Regions from separate parts of the Homo sapiens genome. Here region 2 is linked to region 1. Evidence: chromatin loops called from intact Hi-C (ENCODE). Cell type or tissue: heart right ventricle. All regions are shown on one strand. Links, peaks and the distances in the headings refer to the core of each region. The heading gives the core; the rest is flanking DNA. Region 1 overlaps LOC105377578 (a long non-coding RNA gene). Region 2 overlaps LOC105377577 (a long non-coding RNA gene).

What was found. Hi-C counts contacts between places; a loop is a spot of excess contacts. Peaks named below come from ENCODE experiments on the same cell type or tissue, not always from the same donor. Only the 100,000 strongest peaks of a DNase experiment are listed, where the experiment ranks them.
Region 2: a loop joins it to region 1, with 3 times the contacts of the local background. A loop is called at or near these places in 20 of 110 quality-filtered maps.

The regions. Positions count from the first base shown.
Region 1 is chr4:183,049,505-183,059,270 of GRCh38, forward strand. LOC105377578 (a long non-coding RNA gene) reads right to left here. Exons shown (of 3, transcript XR_001741938.2): 3 at 9,276-9,766. Among named protein-coding and RNA genes, the nearest start is that of WWC2-AS2, 45 kb to the right of the region's middle. In heart right ventricle, for the core only: no CTCF peak of the experiment used is centred there; no DNase peak of the experiment used is centred there.
Region 2 is chr4:182,941,257-182,951,022 of GRCh38, forward strand. LOC105377577 (a long non-coding RNA gene) reads left to right here. Exons shown (of 3, transcript XR_939536.3): 2 at 1,245-1,376; 3 at 1,801-1,882. Among named protein-coding and RNA genes, the nearest start is that of DCTD, 29 kb to the left of the region's middle. In heart right ventricle, for the core only: no CTCF peak of the experiment used is centred there; no DNase peak of the experiment used is centred there; H3K27me3 peaks cover 457 bases.

The sequences.
Region 1 (9,766 bases), core at 1,015-9,014:
TCAGAGACAATTCAATTTCAAGTTTGTTGCTGCTATTATAAAATATGGACTCAGTATAGACATTTAGAATACTAAATGGTTCATAGAAATAAAATGTTTCTGCACTAGACAGGCAGGCTGCCAATAGTTTCCTAGTATAAGTTCTGGCAAATCCCTTTCCCAAGAACCTTATGAACCAGGTAACCCTGTGAGGAATGCACATTACAAACTCCTGAACACACTAAATATATAAATTGCTTTTCAGAATATCTTTAGCAATAAGTTCTTTGGTGATATGTTAGTGGCAGCCTCAAAAGGTCCTAATTTTATGTGTCAGACACACACACACACACACACACACACACACATATTTGTTTGTTTTCTAAATCGACATATCTGGAAAAGGATAATATTGGGTTCATGTCTCCCCTTATGGCCAAAGAAAAACAGTAATGGAGAAAGAAAGAAAAAAAAAAAGCTCCCCTGTTGATGTGCCCTGTACTGTGATTAAGATAAAGAAAAGATTTTTCTAGATCATAAAAGTCAGCATCTTATTAGTGTCCAGGAACTCAATAAAATATTAGCAAATCAAATTCAACAACACATCAAAAAGATTAAACATTATGATCAAGTGGGATTGATTGCTGGCAGGCAAGGCTGGTTTAACACATGCAAATCAATCAATGAGATACATCACATTAATAGACTAAAACATGAAAACCACACAATCAGATCAATTGACACAGAAAAAGCATTTGACAAAGTTTAACATTCCTTCTTGATAAAAAATTCTTAACAGTTTAGGTATAGAAAGAAAGTTCCTCAACATAAGAAATACCATTTACAAAAACCCACAGCTAACATCATAATAAGGGGAGAAACTGAAAACTTTTCCTCTAAGACCTGGTACAAGGCAGGGATGCCCATTCTTACCACCCTATTCAACATAGTACTGAAAGTCCTATCAAGAGCAATTAGACAAGGAAAAGAGACAAAATCTATCTGAATTGGAAAGGAAGAAGTAAAATTATCTCTATCTGCAGATTACATGATTCTATATGTAGAAAATCCCAAAGATTCCACCAAAAACTGTTAAATATAATGAATAAATTCAATAAAGTTGCAAAATATAAAATCAGCATGGAGAAATATGTGGCTTTTCTATACACAAGTAACAACTTAGCTGAAAAATTTAAAAACCATAGATCATGATGCTCATCTAAAGAGGAAAAAGAAAGATGAAAGGAAAGTAGTTAATTAAAATTTTTTTAAAGAAATTTAAAAACCATCCCATTTACAATATCATAAAAAATAGGAATAAATTAACCCAGGAGGCGATAAATCTGTACAATGAGACCTATGAAATAATGATGAAAGAAATGGAAAAGGACACAAATAAATGGAAACATATTCCATGCTCATGGACCAGAAGAACTGATGTTGTTAAATGTCTATGCTACCCACAGCAACATGTGGATTCAATGCATCTTGACCAAAATCCCAACAACATTCCTCATAGAAATAGAAAAAACAATCCTAAAATTCATATAGAACTGCAAAAAAACTCCTAATAGCCAAAGCCATTCTGAAAAAAAAAAAAAAATGTGGAGACATCACACTTCCTGATTTAAATTTATATTACAAAGCTATAGTAACCAACACAGTATGGTACTGGCATAAAAACGAACACATAGACCAGTGGAACAGAATGGAGAGCCCAGAAATAAATCTAAACACATATGGCCAACTAATTTTCAAAAAGGGTACCAAAAAGACACAGTAGGGAAACTATAATCTCTTCAATAAATAGTGCTGGGAAAACCGAATTTCCACATTCAAGAGAATGAAATTGGACTCATCTCACACCATACACAAAAAAACTCAAAATGGATAAAAGACCTAAAGGTAAGGCATGAAACCATAAAACTCCCAGAAGTGTGCATAGAGTAAAAGCCTTGGCAATGATTTCTTGAATACCACAGTAAAATCCAGGCTACAAAAGTAAAAATGAATAAAGGGACTATATCAAACAAAAAGACTTCTGCATAGCAAAGGATACAATCAACAAAATAAAAAGGCAATTTACAGATTAGAAAAAAATATATTTGCTAACTATATAACAGATGAGGGGTTAAGGTCCAAGATTTATAAAGAACTTGTACAACTTAATAGCAAAAAATCCCATATAACCCGATTTATAAATTTCTCCAAAGATGACATAAAAGTGGACAACAGCTATATGAAAAGCTTCTCAGCAACACTAATGATTATGGAGATCAAAACCATTATGACATATCACCTCACACCTGTTAGAATAGCCATTATCAAAAAGACAAGAAATAACAAGTTTGGGGAGGGTATGAAGGAAAAGGAACACTTGCATGCTGTTGGCGGGAATGTAGCGTTGACCCTTGAACAACACAAGTTTGAACTGTTTGGCTCCACTTCTATGTGAATTTTTTACAGTAAACATATTGAAAACATGTTTGGAGATTTGTGACAGTTCAAAAAAACTTGCAGACAAACTGTGTAGCCTAGAAATGTCTTAAAAATAAGAAAAAGTTAGGAATGTCATGAATGCATAAAGCACGTGTAATAGTCTATTTTATCATTTACTACCTTTAAGTATACACAAATATATTATAAAAAGTTAAACGGACAAACACAGACTGTACTTGGCACCATTCATGGTCAAGAGAAATGTAAACCAATGTAAAGATGCAGTATTAAATCATAACTGCATAAAATTACCTGCAGTAATACTGTACTACTGTGATAATCTTGTAGCTACCTCCTATTGCTGTTGTGGCAGAGCTCAAGTGTTGTGAAAGTCCGCTTAAAATGCTGTGTGACACTGATCATCTCTAAGTGGGCAGCTCATCTTGCCAGTAAATTGTGCGTTGCAGTAAAAAGTGATCTCTTGTGGTTCTCATGTATATTTTGTTGTGTTTAATGCAATACCATAAACCTCGAATAAGACCATGGGACTCATACGAAGTGCCACTAGTAATGCTGGAAGTTCTCCCAAGGAGCAATTAAAAATCATGACATTATAAGAAAAACTTGAATTTTTTTGATATGTACTGTAGATTCAGCTGTGGTTGCCACCATTTCAAGATAAATGAATCCAGCATTCAGACCATGTTTAAAAAAAAAAAAATGGGAAGGAAATTGTGAAGTTGTCCCTACAGCTACACCAGAAGGCATGAAAAACTTGCACTTTTTATGAACTGCCTATTTGTCTCATATAGAAAATGCAGCTTTTATGTGGGTGCAGGATTGCTATAAAATTGGCATGACTATAGGCTCTAATATAACTGGGGGAAAAGCAAAGTCATTAGATGATGAGTTAAATGACAAGGAAGGTGAAGGATCCAAAGGTGGAGAATTTGGTCGGGCATAGTGGCTCACGCCTGTAATCCCAGCAGTTTGGGAGGCCGAGGTGGGCAGATCACCTGAGGCCAGGAGTTCAAGACCAGCCTGGCCAACATAGTGAAACCCCATCTCTACTAAAAACACACCAATTAACTGGGCGTGGTGGCAGGTGCCTGTAATCCCAGCTACTCAGGAGCCTGAAGCAGGAGAATCGCTTGAACCCGGGAGGTGGAGGTTGAAGTGAGCCAAGATCACACCCTTGCACTCCAGCCTGGGTGACAGAGTGAGACTCCATCTCAAAAAAAATAATAATAAATAAAAGTGGGGAATTAAATGCCAGCAAAGGATGGTTTGATAATTTTGGAGAGAGGTTTAGCTTTTAAAATGTCAACATAACAGGAGAAGCAGCTTGTATTGACCAACAGGCAGCAGATGAGTTCCCAGATGCCATTAAGATAATCACTGAGGAGAAGAGATACCTGAACGAATCAGTTTTCTTGTTGATTTTCTGTTGTTGTTGTTTTGAGACAGAGCTCACTCTGTCACCCAGGCTGAAGTGCAGTGGTGATCTCAGCTCACTGCAGCCTCTGTCTCCTGGGTTCAAGTGATTCTCGTGCCTAAGCCTCCCGAGTAGCTGGAGTCCCAGCTACAGGTGCATGACACCACACCTGGCTAATTTTTGTACTTTCTGGCAGAGACAGGGTTTCACCATGTTGGGGGCTGGTCTGGAACTCCTGGCTTCAAGTGATCCGCCCGCCTTAGCCTCCCAAAGTGCTGAGATTACAGGCATGAGACACCACATCCGCCCTGAATCAGTTTTTAATGCCGACAAAAGTGCTCTATTCTGCAAGAAAAAAAATGCCACAAAGGATATTCATTAGTAAGGAAGAGAAGCAAGCACAGGATTTAAGGCAAGAAGGGATAGGCTAACTCTATTGTTTTAGGCAAATATAGTTGAGTTTATGAAAACAGGACTGCCCTTATCTATAAAACTGCAAACCCCAAGCCTTGAAGGGAAAAGATAAACACAGCTGCCAGTTTTTTGGTTATATAATAAGAAGGCCTGGACAAGAAGAACACTTTTTTTGGATTACTTCCATCAATGCTTTGTCCCCAAAGTCAAGAAGTACCTTTGCAGTAAGGGATTGTTTTTTAAAGGTCTTTTGGACAATGCTCCCTGGACACCCAGAACCTCATGAGTTCAACACCAAAGGAGTCAAAGTTGTCTACTTGCCCCCAAACACAGTTTCTCCAATTCAGTCTCCAGATCAGGGGGTCATAAGAACCATAAGGCTCATTACACACTGCAACTCTACGGAAAGGATTGTCAATGCTATGGAAGAGAACCCCAAAAGAGAACATCATGAAAGTCTGGAAGGGTCACACCATTGAAGATGCCATCATTGTTAGGGACGGAGCCATGAAAGCCATCAAGCCCACAACAAGAAATTCCTGCTGAAGAAAACTGTGTCCAGATGTTGTGCATGACTTCACAGAATTTACAACAGAGCCAATCAAGGAAATCAAGACAGAGATTGTGGATATGAAAAAAAAAAAGCTGGAGAGTAAAGGGTTGCAAGATATGCATCTTGGAAAATAAAAACAAAATACACACACACAAAAAAAAACACAAAAAATGTGTTATGGTTTTTTTTTTTTTTTTTTTTTTTTGAGATGGCGTCTCACTCTGTCACCCAGGCTAGAGTGCAGTGGCATGACACGATCTCGGCTCACTGCAACCTTCGCCTCCCAGGTTTAAGCAATTCTCCTGCCTCAGCCTCCAGAGCTGAGATTACAGGTATGCACCACCATGCCCAGCTAATTTTTTTGTATTTTTCATAGAGATGGGGTTTCACCATGTTGGCCAGGCTGGTCTCAAACTCCTGACCTCAGGTGATCCGCCCACTTTGGCCTCTCCAAAAAAAGTTTTAAGATATTGATGTAGGAGAAATTCAAGAGTGAACAGACACCACCCTAGAGGAATCAACAGACAACGACGATGGAGTGAGTGCTTCCAAACCAGCGCCAGACAATGAGGCAGTGCCAGAAAACAAGTTGGCATTAGATGATCTGGCAGAAGGGTTTTGATTATTCAAGACTGCTTTTGACTTCTTTTACAACATAGACCCTTCCATGATATAGGCAATGACACTAAAACACATGATGGAAAAATGATTGGCATCATATGCAAATATTTTTAGAGAAACGAAAAAGCAAAAATGTCAGGCAGAAGTTACAATGCATTTCCATAAAATTACACCTACTGTGCCTGCCTCTCCTGCCTCCTCTTCCACCTCCTCCACCTCTTCCGTATCTGCCAACCCTGAGACAGCAAGACCAACCCCTCCTCTTTCTTCCTCTCAGCCTACTCAATGTGAAAATGAGAAGGATGAAGACCTTTATGGTGACCAACTTCCACTTAAAGACTAGTAAATATATTATCTTTTATGTTTAATTAACATGAATACATAACAGTTATACATATTTATGGGGTACATGTGATATTTTAAAACAAACAAGCAATGTGTAGTAATCAAATTAGGGTAATTAGAATATCCAAAACCTCAAATATTTATCATTTCTTTGTATTAGAAACATTATAATTCCACTGTTTTAGTCATTTTGAGATATACAATAAATTATTATTAACTATAGTCACCCTATTATGCTCCCAAATACTAGGTCTTATTCCTTCTATCTAACTGTATTTTTGTATCCATTAACTATTCCCTTTTTCTGTCCACCCTTCCCCTCCCGACCAACTACCCTTCCTAGCTTCTGGTAACCATCATTCTACTCTCTATTTCCATGAGTTTACTTTTTCTTCCAAACTCCCACAGATAAGTAAGAACATGAGATATTTGTTTTTCTGTGCCTCACTTTTTTTCACTTGACATAGTATCCTCTAGCTCCATCCATGTTGTTGCAAATGACAGGATTTCATTCTCTTTTGTGGCTGAATAATATTCCATTGTGTATATACCCCACATTTTCTTTATCCATTCATCCATTAGTGGGCACTTAGGTCGACTCCATGTCTTGTCTGTTGTGAATAGTGCTGCAATAAACCTGGGAGTACACATATCTCTTTGACATACTGATCTCCTTTCTTTTGAATATATACCTATCAGTGAGATTGCTAGATCACATGGTCATTCTATGTTTAGTTTTTTGAGGAACCTCCATACTGTTGTCCATAGTGGCTATACTAATTTACATTCCAACCAACAGTGTACAGGTGTTCCCCTTTCTCCACATCCTCTCCAGCATTTATTATTGCCTGTCTTTTGAATAAAAGCTATTTTAACTGGGGTGAGTTAATATCTTATTGTAGTTTTGATTTGCATTTCTCTGATGATTAGTGATATTAGACATTTTTTCATATACCTGTTGGCCATTTGCATGTCTTCCTTTGAGAAATGTCTAGTCAGATTGATTGCCCATTTTTAATTGGATTACTTGGGATTTTCTTCTATTGAGTTGTTTCAACTTTTTAAATATTCTGGTTAAGAATCCCTTGTCAGGCTGGGTGTGGTGGCTCACGCCTGTAATCCCAGCAATTTGGGAAGCCAAGGAGGGTGGATCATGAGGTCAAGAGATCGAGCCAACATGGTGAAACCCTGTCTCTACTAAAAATACAAAAAATTAGCTGGGCGTGGTGGCACGCACCTGTAGTCCCAGCTACTCAGGAGGCTGAGGCAGGAGGATTGCTTGAACCCGGGAGGCAGAGGTGGCAGTGAGCTGAGATCATGCCACTGCACTCCAGCCTGGTGACAAAGCAAGACTCTGTCTCAAAAAAAAAAAAAAAGTGTGTTATATTCAGGATTTTTGCTAAATGGGCAGATTATAGTTGTACTTGTCACCAGATGGGGCCAAGGATAGTGTGGGGCTGAGGAATGGGTAACTATGTGAGATGATGAATATGTTTATTAATTTTTTCCATCATAGTAACTATTTTACTATATATGTATTTTGTGGGTTTTTATTGTTGTTTTTTTGAGACAGAATCCCACTCTGTTGCCTAGGTTGGAGTGCAGTCACACAATCTCGGTTCACTGCAACCTCTGCCTCCTGGGTTCAAGGGATTCTCCTGCCTCAGCCTACCAGGTAGCTAGAACTACAAGCGCGCACCACCATGCCTGGCTAATTTTTGTATTTTTAGTAGAGATACGGTTTCACCATGTTGGCCAGGCTGGTCTCCAACTCCTGGCCTCAAGGGATCCTCCCACCTTGGTCTCCCAAAGTGCTGGGATTACAGGCGTGAGCCACTGTGCCCAGCCTATATATGTATTTTTATAACATCATGTTGTATGCCTTAAGTACACACAATAAGAAAAAAAAATTTAGATAGAAGTTTCCGGGTAGCTGTGTGGAAAAATCACCATAGCAAACATGATGGGATCCCCCTTCATGTTTCCCACACTCAGTAAAGCAGCCCTGTGCAGACAGAGCTGCTCCTCTGTGCTTTTCACTATTGCTTTGGGCGATAGAATAGCTATACATGTAGAGTTTAGCCATTAGTTATAAAGCCAGCCGGTGTAACCGTGACCAGAGTGAAGGAAAGCTGTGGCAGTTGTCCCAGAGCCACTCCTGATGCCTCCTCCCTCGCTCCCTGCAGAAGTCACCACTCGCCTGACTTTTGTGGTAGTAATTTATTTGCTCTTTATCTCCTCCATGTGTGCACTCTAAACAACAGAGAATCGCTTTGTCTATTTATGAACTTTTTAAGGAACTTTAAATAAAACCATGATGTTTATATTGCTTTGTGATTTGTTTTCTCCTTGGCATTGGTTCATCCTGGTCGTGAGTAGCTTAATTCATTCATTAGGGTTGCTATATAGTAATCGCTCTATGACCATACCATGATTGATTGATTGATTCTCTTGTTGCTCTGCTATATTTTATGACAATAACCTCCTCCAAGTCCTCTGTATTTACCACTGTGCCTCCCATCCTCTGCACCCAAAGGGTGAACATCTAGCTCTTTACATACTTTGGACATGATATATAACTTTTGTCTTTGGCACTCAAGAGAATCTACAGTTGTTTATACTTTTCTTGAAATTCTTGGAATGCCAAGAGTTGCTTCATTAGTAATAAATAATATTCTTAAAGTCATTTTTTTTTACCTTCAATCACAGCATTTATCTCAGACAAGGCCCACAGTGAGCAGTCAGCAAATTCTTGTGTATGATAATATTGATGATGCCTGGCTGGTCACCAGAAACACTTCAAAGCAGAGGTTTTTTGTTTTTTTGTTTGTTTGTTTGTTTGGTTTGTTTTGTTTCTTGAGAAAGAGTTTCACTCACGAAGTTTCACTCTTGTTGCTGAGGCTGGAGTGCAATGGCGCGATCTCAGCTCACCGCAACCTCTGCCTCCCGGGTTCAAGCCATTCTCCTGCCTCAGCCTCCCGAGTAGCTGGGATTACAGGCATGCGCCACCACGCCCGGCTAATTTTGTTATTTTTAGTAGAGACGGGGTTTCTCCATGTTGGTCAGGCTGGTCTTGAACTCCTGACCTCAGGTGATCCGCCCACCTTGGCCTCCCAAAGTGCTGGGATTACAGGCATGAGCCACCTCACCCAGCCCAAACCAGAGTTTTGAGTTAGACATAGTTAAAGCACATCTTTCTTTTCCCCATTGAATTGAATAATCAAGATTAAAGAAATTCACTTGTTCTTTTTTTAAAAGTGATAAAATATACATAACAGAAAAGTTACCATTTGAACAATTTTTAGGTATACAATCCAGTGGCATTAAGTATATTCACATTTTTTCTGCAACAATTACTACTATCCATTTCCAGAACTTTTTCATCATCCCAAACAGGAACTGTTCTTTTTAAGCACTATTAGTTCCTTTTAAGCACTAATTCCCATTCCTCCCTCCCCTCTAGCTCCTGGAAACCACTGTTCTCCTTCCTGTCTCTATGGATTTGACAATTCTAGGTACCTCATATACAGGCAGTCGTACAATATCTTGCCTTTTGTGACTGGCTCCTTTCATCACGTGATGATTTTGACTCACGAATTAAATGAAGTGTCATGAATAGTTAAAAAGTAAAATTCAAGCCCCAGATCCAATTCAGAGACCAGCCTTGCACGTGTATTCCTTTAACTTCTCCCACCTCTTGCCACAGTGCCAGGCCGGGCTCCTGTGATGCTGGTGGCTGGAGAGCTATCAATTCCAGACCCACCAGGGAGAATGAACGGGAAATCCTAGAGTTGTTTCACTGGAAGGCTGTGAAGTGGTTTCCTTAAAACTGTTAGTTGCTTTTGCCACAGTATCGTCTGATTGAATAACCATAGAGCAGTAGCATGCTTTACACTTATTTATTTATTTATTTATTTATTTATTTATTTATTTATTTTGAGACAGAATCTTGCTCTGTCACCCAGGCTGGAGTGCAGTGG
Region 2 (9,766 bases), core at 670-8,669, 110 kb before region 1:
CAAATGGTTCAGAGAAAACAGTACATACACACATGTAACCACATAAACATTGAATAAGCAAATATGGCCAAATATTACTAATTAGTGATTCTAGATGAAAGGTATATGTATTACTCTTTCAACTTTTCTGTACTTTTGGAATTTTTCAAAATAATAAGTTTTGAGAATATTACATTTCATGTGGGTGTTGGTTTATGACAAACAATACCTTTTCACAGATATGAAGCCTATATTTATTTTCTAACAGAAAACAAATCGGTTGATTTTTGTTCCATTCACATCTTGTTTGCTTCTGTAGATATAAGAGATATACGACTGTCTCCTCTTTAGAAACCAGAAGGGAACTGAATAGACCGTCCTCCTAAAATTTAAATCTCTTTGGGTAGGATATTTAAATCTCTTTGGGCACTCTAGACTCTAGATATGTCATCGGGCAGACATCCCCTAAAACCAACAGGTGCACACACACACACACACACACACACACACACACACACACAGGACCAGGCACACACATGCATGCATGCCACACCAAACAAGTACATTTCTGAATTTCAACTAACTTGTCTTTTAGTCCTAAAAGACCAGTACCCCACAGTGAGATTCAGCGTTCTTTTTGAGAGTATTATAAAATGCTGTGTGACGGTTAATGTTAGGTGTCAACTTGACTGGATTAAGGGATGCCCAGAGAGCCAGTAAAGCATGATTTCTGGGTGTGTCTGTGACAGTGTTTCCGGAGGAGACTAGCATGTAAGTCTGAGTGGACCAGGTGGGGAAGACCCACCCTCAGTGTGAGCAGGCACCATCCAACCCGCTGGGGGTCCATAGAGAATAACAACAGAGAAAAGACACATGCTGATCCATCTGCTGGAGCTGGGATACTCTTCCCCTATCTTTGAACAACTCCAGGCTCTCCAGTCTTTGGACTCCAGGACTTATACCAGCAACCTCCCCTACCAACTCCCTGTTCTCAGACCTTCAACTTCAGACTGAGAGTTACACCATCAGCTTCCTGGTTCAGAGCCGGGCTACTGACATCCCAGGGTCTCCAGCTTGTAGACAGCCTGTCGTGGGACTTCTCAGCCTCCGTAATCACATGAGCCAATTCCTCTAATAAATGCCCTCTTGTCTGTCTATCTATCTATATATCCTATTGGTTCTGTCTCTCTGGAGAACTCTGAATACATGACCTTCTTTCATGGAATAAACCTTTTAAAATGTATTTTTCTCATTCAATTATTTAGGTTCAATGTTTATGTGGCAGTGCTGAGAACTCTGAATATGTTTCCATCATATTCAAAGTATTGCTACTCTCTGGATACCTCAGGGTAATTTCTGACATTATGACAAATATAAAAACCTGAACGGCTGAACTTGTGAGTACAAAGTAGTTTTATTATGGCATTATAAAGTATCTCTCAAAAGGACCCACTCAGTCATATACTAGAATTTATTTCTATAGAATAAAATTTCATTTTTATACTGGAGAATTGCAGGAATAGTTTCTTTATGTGTTTCCAGGCTTTGCTTCAAGCACAACTGGAAAGAATACCTCTGGCATTACCATAAGAATACAAGAGGAGAGATGTACCTTGATAAGGCCATAATTGTTAGCTGTAATATCTATACAATATGGCTATATTTTATGTAATGTATTAAACACTTATTTTTGAATTTAATAGGTAACAGGAATAGAATGTAAATGAAATTTAAATTGGTCAAAAAATGACAACAGGAATGACTAAGGTACAAACTTCCTCAGCCTTCTTATTCACTGTTGATTCTATTTCCTTCTTGAAGCTCTCCCTCCGCTGGCTTCCATGATGCACCTGCTCCCTAGTTTTCTTCTGGCCTCTGTGGCTGCTTCACTTCATTATCCTTGATGGTTCCTCTTCCTCCAGTCATGGCTGAAATATTTTTCCTGGCCCGATCCTCTCTCTAAACAGTCTCTCTGGGATCCTATCACAGCTTCAGCTGCCAGTGATGACTTCAGCATGTCCACCTTGAGCCAAGAGAACTTCAAAATCAAGTACGTATTTTCCCACTGGACATCTCTTCTCATGCCCCATAGGGACCTCAAGCACAACATGCCCAACACTCACACTGTCCTCCTTCTGCATTCCCTTGTCCCTCCTTCTGCATTCCCTTGTCCCTCCTTCTGTATTCCCAAATGTCCCTCCTTCTGTATTCCCAAATGTCCCTCCTTCTGTATTCCCAAATGTCCCTCCTGTATTCCCAAATGTCCCTCCTTCTGTATTCCCAAATGTTCCTCCTTCTGTATTCCCAAATGTCCCTCCTTCTGTATTCCCAAATGTCTCTCCTTCTGTATTCCCTTGTCCCTCCTTCTGTATTCCCAAATGTCTCTCCTTCTGTATTCCCAAATGTCCCTCCTTCTGTATTCCCTTGTCCCTCCTTCTGTATTCCCAAATGTCCCTCCTTCTGTATTCCCAAATGTCCCTCCTTCTGTATTACCAAATGTCCCTCCTTCTGTATTCCCTTGTCCCTCCTTCTGTATTCCCTTGTCCCTCCTTCTGTATTCCCAAATGTCCCTCCTTCTGTATTCCCAAATGTCCCTCCTTCTGCATTCCCAAATGTTCCTCCTTCTGTATTCCCTTGTCCCTCCTTCTGTATTCCCAAATGTCCCTCCTTCTGTATTCCCAAATGTCCCTCCTTCTGTATTCCCTTGTCCCTCCTTCTGTATTCCCAAATGTCCCTCCTTCTGTATTCCCAAATGTCCCTCCTTCTGCATTCCCAAATGTTCCTCCTTCTGTATTCCCTTGTCCCTCCTTCTGTATTCCCAAATGTCTCTCCTTCTGTATTACCAAATGTCCCTCCTTCTGTATTCCCTTGTCCCTCCTTCTGTATTCCCTTGTCCCTCCTTCTGTATTCCCAAATGTCCCTCCTTCTGTATTCCCAAATGTCCCTCCTTCTGCATTCCCAAATGTTCCTCCTTCTGTATTCCCTTGTCCCTCCTTCTGTATTCCCAAATGTCCCTCCTTCTGTATTCCCAAATGTCCCTCCTGTATTCCCACATGTCCCTCCTTCTGTATTCCCACATGTCCCTCCTTCTGTGTTCCCAAATGTTCCCCCTTCTGTATTCCCTTGATCAGCAGGTGATATCCTTTTCCCAACCAAAACTTTGGGATTACCTGAGACTTCTCTCTATCCCTTGCCCTAAAGTTAATTGCTCAAGCCTTATTGATTCTATAACCTGTTTGTTTTTTTTTAAAAAAAGAGACAGGATCTTGCTCTATTGCCTAGGCTGGGGCACAGTGTCACATTCATGGCTCACTGCTGCCTCAAACTCCTGGGCTCAAGCAAAAATTCTCCAGCCTCAGCCTCCTGAGTAGTTGGGATGATAGTTGTGAGGCACCTTGCCCAGCTAATATTAAAAAATTGTTTTTGTAGATGTGGGGTCTCACTATGTTGCCCAGGCTGGTCTTGAATTCCTGTCCTCAAGTGATCCTCCTGCCTCAGCCTCCCAAAGTGCTGAGATTACAGGCATGAGGCACTGCACGCAGCCTTTTAATTTTTTTTCCTTTTCCCATCTTCACTTTCAATGACTTGGTTGATGAGTCAACATTTCTAGTAATATTCCAAAATTATTTCCGTCTTTTGGAGGTTGTGAATCTACTCCTTAAATTATTTTCAGAATGATTTTTTAAATATGCAAATACTGTCATGTCACTACTGAGAATCCTCCAATCCCTCCCCTTTAATGAATGGCATTTAACCTCCAATTCTTGCTCTACTGCCTCACAGCTGTCTGGCTTTGTACACACTGCGTTCTTTCTCTGGAATGCCCTTCTTCCACTGGCTTGTCTAGCCGGTGCCTACTGTCCTTGAAAGAGTCAGCTCAACCATCATCTCATCTGGGAAGACTGTTCTGTTAGTATTAGGATACACTGATTAGGTATCCCTCTGTGTGCTGACATACTATTCTGCTTATACATCTGTCAGATGTATATAATATAATGATATTGATATTCATTAATTAATATAACATAATGATATTAACTTATCTTCTTGCCTGTGTCCTTCACTGGATTGTGAATTTCTTAAGTGTAGAAACTGCCTTTATCTCTGTATTCATGTAGCATGGCATATAATATGCGCTAAAAAAAAAAGTGCTAAATGGAAATAGATACTAAAAGTGTATATTGAAGACTTTCAGTGAAATGGGTCATTCAAGTATGATCATTAATATCAGGTTGAGCGTGGTTGTTCACGTCTGTAATCCCAGCACTTTGGGAGGCTGAGGCGGGCAGATTAGTTGAGGTCAGGAGTTCGAAACCAGCCTGGCCAATGTGGTGAAACCCCCTCTCGACTAAAAATATTTTTAAAAAATTAGCCGGGCCTGGTGGTGGTCACCTGTAATCCCAGCTACTCGGGAGGCTGAGGCAAGAGAATCGCTTGAATCCAGGAGGTGGAGGTTGCAGTGAGCCGAGATCGTGCCATTGCACTCCAGCCTGGGCAACAAGAGCGAAACTCCATCTCAAAGAACAAAAAACAAAAACAAAAACAAAAAAACACAACAACAACAAAAAAACTATAATCATTAATATCAAAGTTTAGCATTGGTGGTGAGACCCATAATCAAACATTCATTTTTCTCAGCACCAATTTTAACAAAGATTAATTGCCATAGAAGAAAAAAAAAGAAGTTTTAAAATGGTCTGCAGAGATGGCTTCCAGGTTGTAGGTAGATAAGAGACAAATGGTTGCCTTCTTTTGAGTCTTTGATCACCCTTTTACTGTATGTACAATTTACATGTGAGACAGGAGTAGAGGAATAGTTACTTATGCCTTAGTCTGGCTCGGTGAATCTGCGTTTTTACGTAAACAATAGGGGAGAGGAAGCAATCAGCTATGCATTTGTCTCAGGTGAGCGGAGGGACTTTGAGTTCTGTCCTTTGTCCCACACCTGTGAAAATAAGCTATCAATTTACATTGTCAGGGTGAAATTCAACAGAATTGTTTTAGGGTAAAAGATCTTGAGGCCCACAAGAAATTTCCCTGTGGACAAATTGTGAAGGAGGTATGTAGCTTTTTCATCTTTGTAGCTATCTTATTTAGGAATGAAATGGGAGGCAGGTTTGCCTGATACAGTTCCCAGCCTGACTTTTCCCTTTGGCTCGAGATTTGGGGGTCCCAAGGCTTACTTTCCTTTCACAATATGTAAAATAGCCTGATTTAGCCATTACACAATGTATACGTATATCAAAACATCCCATTGAACACTACAAATACATACAATTTTTTCTTGCCAGTTAAAAAATGAAAAAGTGAGAAGTTAAAAAGTAACAAAAAGTGTTTTTAATTGTCTACACAAAGTTGCTATACTAGTTGTAAGTTCTCTCATGGCATTATGTTAGAACCACCAATGACAGACATTATTCTGTTTTTCCTTTTTTTATTCTGTTTTTCTAAGTTCTCAATGTATTTTTACTTAGACTGAAAACCTATTTTTCAACTCTGCAGGTATCACTTAGGCTTTCTAATTTGCATTCAGTTGAACTGCAGCTAGCTGGAGACTTAAAAAGGAAATACTCTTTTATCATTTATATAACAAGTGCTGCAGGTTCTATAATCTTTGAGATTCATATGAACCACTGATTTGTGACAACATCAGCTGACATTTTATAGACCATCAGAGTCATCCTCAAGGCAGAAATTTACAGTCTTGTGTCTAATAGCCAACAGTCACAGAAGTATTCATGCACCTGCTAACATTTATAGTCCTGAACATCACTGTACAACTTCATTGTACTGTACAATCTTTGACAGCAATTCCTTCTTCTGTTTTCAATCATTCTTGGTTATGAAGCTATAAAGTTATGAAAACATGAGAATTAGAGTCTTCTTTTAACACTTTTTGGTCTGTGTTTTTTCAACAGCAAAATTGGATTATTCAGCTCATGTGAAGACTTATTTAAACCCTTCATTTCTTTTCATTATCAGTCTGCTTCTCTCCATGGGAAAGATACTTTATTCCTTCAGCATGTAGGGTAGACAATCTTGACTCCTTTGGTATTCCATCTTGGAAAATAGAATCCTACAGAGATTACCATCTATACATTTCCTTTTTTTTTCCCGAGTGAGGGGAAAAAGTTAGGCGTCTCCAATGTCCAAAGGCCAGGAGACACAATGATGAGGTAATGTGCGGTGATTGTTCAGCACCATGACGCTAACCCATATCAGTGATTTTTTAAAAAGTGTTCTGGCTGGGCGCTGTGGCTCATGCCTGTGATCCCAGCGCTTTGGGAGGCCGAGGCGGGCAGATCACGAGGTCAGGAGATTGAGACCATCCTGGCCAACATTGTGAAACCCCGTCTCTACTAAAAATACAAAAATTAGCTGGGCGTGGTGGTGTGCGCCTGTAGTCCCAGCTACTTGGGAGGCTGAGGCGGGAGAATTGCTTGAACCTGGGTGGCAGAGGTTGCAGTGAGCTGAGATCACGCCACTGCACTCCAGCCTGGCGACAGAGAGAGACTCCGTCTAAAAAAAAAAAAAAGCATTCTGCAGCCATAAAAAGAATGAGTTCATGTCCTTTGCAGGGACGTGGATGAGGCTGGAAGCCATAATTCTCAGAAAACTAACACAGGAACAGAAAACCAAACACTGCATGTTCTCACTTATAAGTGGGAGCTGAACAATGAGAACACGTGGACACAGGGAGGGGAACATCACACACCAGAGCCTTCGGCGGGTGGGCAGCATGGGGAGGGAGAGCATTGGGACAAATACGTAATGCATGCGGGGCTTAAAACCTAAATGACGGGTTGACAGGTGCAGCAAATCACCATGGCACATGTATACCTATGTAACAAACCTGCACATTCTGCACATGTATCCCAGAATTTAAAGTAAAATTTAATACATAAATAACTTTTTAAAAAAATTCTGCCTATACACCATTACCCAAAACGAATCACACTAAGTGATCTTTTGGGATGAAGAAAAAAAATTATAACTCTCACTTATAATTAGTTTTATTTTTAAAGTTAAGCTTAACTAATATTAAATATATGGATAGACAGGAGTATATATGTATAATTTATTTTTTTAAAACATATAGATTAGGGCACATGCTCAAAATATTTTTATTGATATATACACAATCAAGTAAGTTTTGAGATTGCTACTAGAGATCATTGCACATCACTGAAAATTTTGGCCAGGGTAATGACATTGCAAAAGGGGAATTTTAGAAAAAACAATCTAAGAGCAATAGAGAGGTTAACTTGGAAAGAGCAGATATTCAAATTAGACATGCCAGGTAAGAGGCTTTTTTTTTTTTAACCATTTGTCTAACACTTTATTCTTTTACATTTGATGTTTCTTTGTCCTTTTTAAAAAATTTTTTTTTATTATACTTTAAGTTCTAGGGTACATGTGCATAACGTGCAGGTTTGTTACATATGTATACATGTGCCATGTTAGTGTGCTGCACCCATTAACTCGTCATTTACATTAGGTATATCTCCTAATGCTATCCCTCCCCCCTCCCCCCACCCCACGACAGCTCCCGGTGTGTGATGTTCCCCTTCCTGTGTCCAAGTGTTCTCATTGTTCAATTCCCAGCCAGGTAGGAGGCTTTTGCAAGAATCTAAATATCAACTAGGGTGATGACAGTGGGAAATAGAAAGCCATAGTTATAAGAGATGATGTAAAAGAATAACTTAAAATATTAAAAATGAAAAAAAAAAAGAATGTGTGGAAATTTTGAGCTAAGTTGGTTGGGGAAAAAAACAGGAATATCCATTAGGGGACTCAAATTGCACTATGATTGCCACTGACATACATGCCCACATATATAATGTAGAAGCTACAGTATTATCTGTTTGAACATGAGGCTTGAGATCCTGAAAATTCCCATAAGTGGAAGACACACAGTTGAATTACTTAAAATTTTACAGGAAAAAATGGAATTGTGAAGCAAGGATTGCACCCAAACTTGTAAAAGTCCTTAGAAATCTTGTTTCTTATTAGAAATCTTATGTTTCTTATATATAAATCGTATGTATTTTATGTTGAAACAACAAATAAGAAAGTCCTTCTAGTTTTGTATCCACTAAATAAGTAATGTGCCGAGCATGGTGGCTCACACCTGTAATCCCAGCACTTTGGGAGGCCAAGGTGGGCAGATCACCTGAGGTCAGGAGTTCAAGACCAGCCTGGCCAATATGGTGAAACCCCGTCTCTACTAAAAAATACAAAAAATTAGCCAAGCGTGGTGGTGGGTGCCTGTAATCCCAGCTACTCGGGAGGCGGAGGCAGGGAGAATTGCTTGAACCCAGGAGGTTGAGGTTGCAGTGAGCCAAGATCACGCCACTGTACTCCAGCCAGGGCGACAGAGCAAGACTCTGTCTCAAAAAATATATATAAACTAAAAATAAGTAATGAATATTAGATAAGAAATAGCAGTCAGACTTCCAGCTTCCATTCTGGCACATAAAAAGTTTGGAAGTGCCATTTCATCCTAACAAGTAAAAAACTGAACAAGGAGAAACAGATAAATCCACTACTACAGTGGGGGACTTCAACACTCCTCTATCAGAAATGAACAGATACAATAGGCAGAAATCAGTAAAGACATAATTGAACTCAACATCATCAATCAATTTGATATAACTGATGTCTGTAGACCATTCAACAACAGCAGAATATACATTCTTCTGAAGCTCATACAGATAATTCAACAAGATACACTACATTCTGGGCCATTGAACACACCTTAACAAATTTAAAAGAATAGAAATCATATGTCTGCTCTCAGATCACAATGGAATTAAATTACAAATCAATAGCTGCTGGGTGCAGTGGCTCATGCCTGTAATCCCAGCACTTTGGGAGGCTGAGGTGGGCAGATCACTTGAGGTCAGGAGTTCAAGACCAGCCTGGCCAACATGGCAAAACCCTGTCTCTACTAAAAATACAAAAATTAGCCGGGTATGATGGTATACACCTGTAGTCTCAGCTACTCAGGAGGCTGAGGCAGGAGAATCACTTGAACTCTAGAGGGTGGAGGTTGCAGTGAGCCGAAATCACGCCATTGCACTCCAGCCTGGCGACAGAGCAAGACTCCATCTCAAAAAAAAAAAAAAAAGAGAAAGAAATCAATAGCAGAAACATAGCTGGGGGCCAGATGGAATAGCTCATTCGTGTAATCCAAGCACTTTGGGAGGCTGAGGTGGGAGGATCACTTGAGCCCAGGAATTAGAGACTAACCTGGGCAACATCGCGAGACCCTCATCTCTACAAAAAAAAAAAAAAAAAAAAAAGTTGGGTGTGGTGGCAGGCTCCTACAGTCCCAGCTGCTATGCAGGAGCCTGAGTTGGGAGGATTGCTTAAGCCTGGGATGTTGAGGCTACAAGGAGCTGTGATTTTGTCACTGTACTTCAGCATGGGCGACAGAGTAAGACCCTGTCTCAAAAAGAAAAAAAAAAAAAAAGAAACATAGCTGGAAAAATTTCAATACTCAGAGAATTAGCAACACACTTTTAAATAACACATGGATCAAAAAAGAAATCTCAAGAGAAATTTTTAAATATTTTGAACTAAATGAAAACGAAAACACAACTTTTCAAAATGTGTGGAATATACCCAAAGTAGCACCTAGAGGAAAATGTATAGCATTGAATACATACAATGATAAAAAGAAACATCTAAAATCAGAATCTAAACTTTGGGCTTAGAAAACAAGAAAAAGAAGAGCAAATTGAATCCACAGTAAGCATAATAAAGTGACAAAAATTAGAGCAGA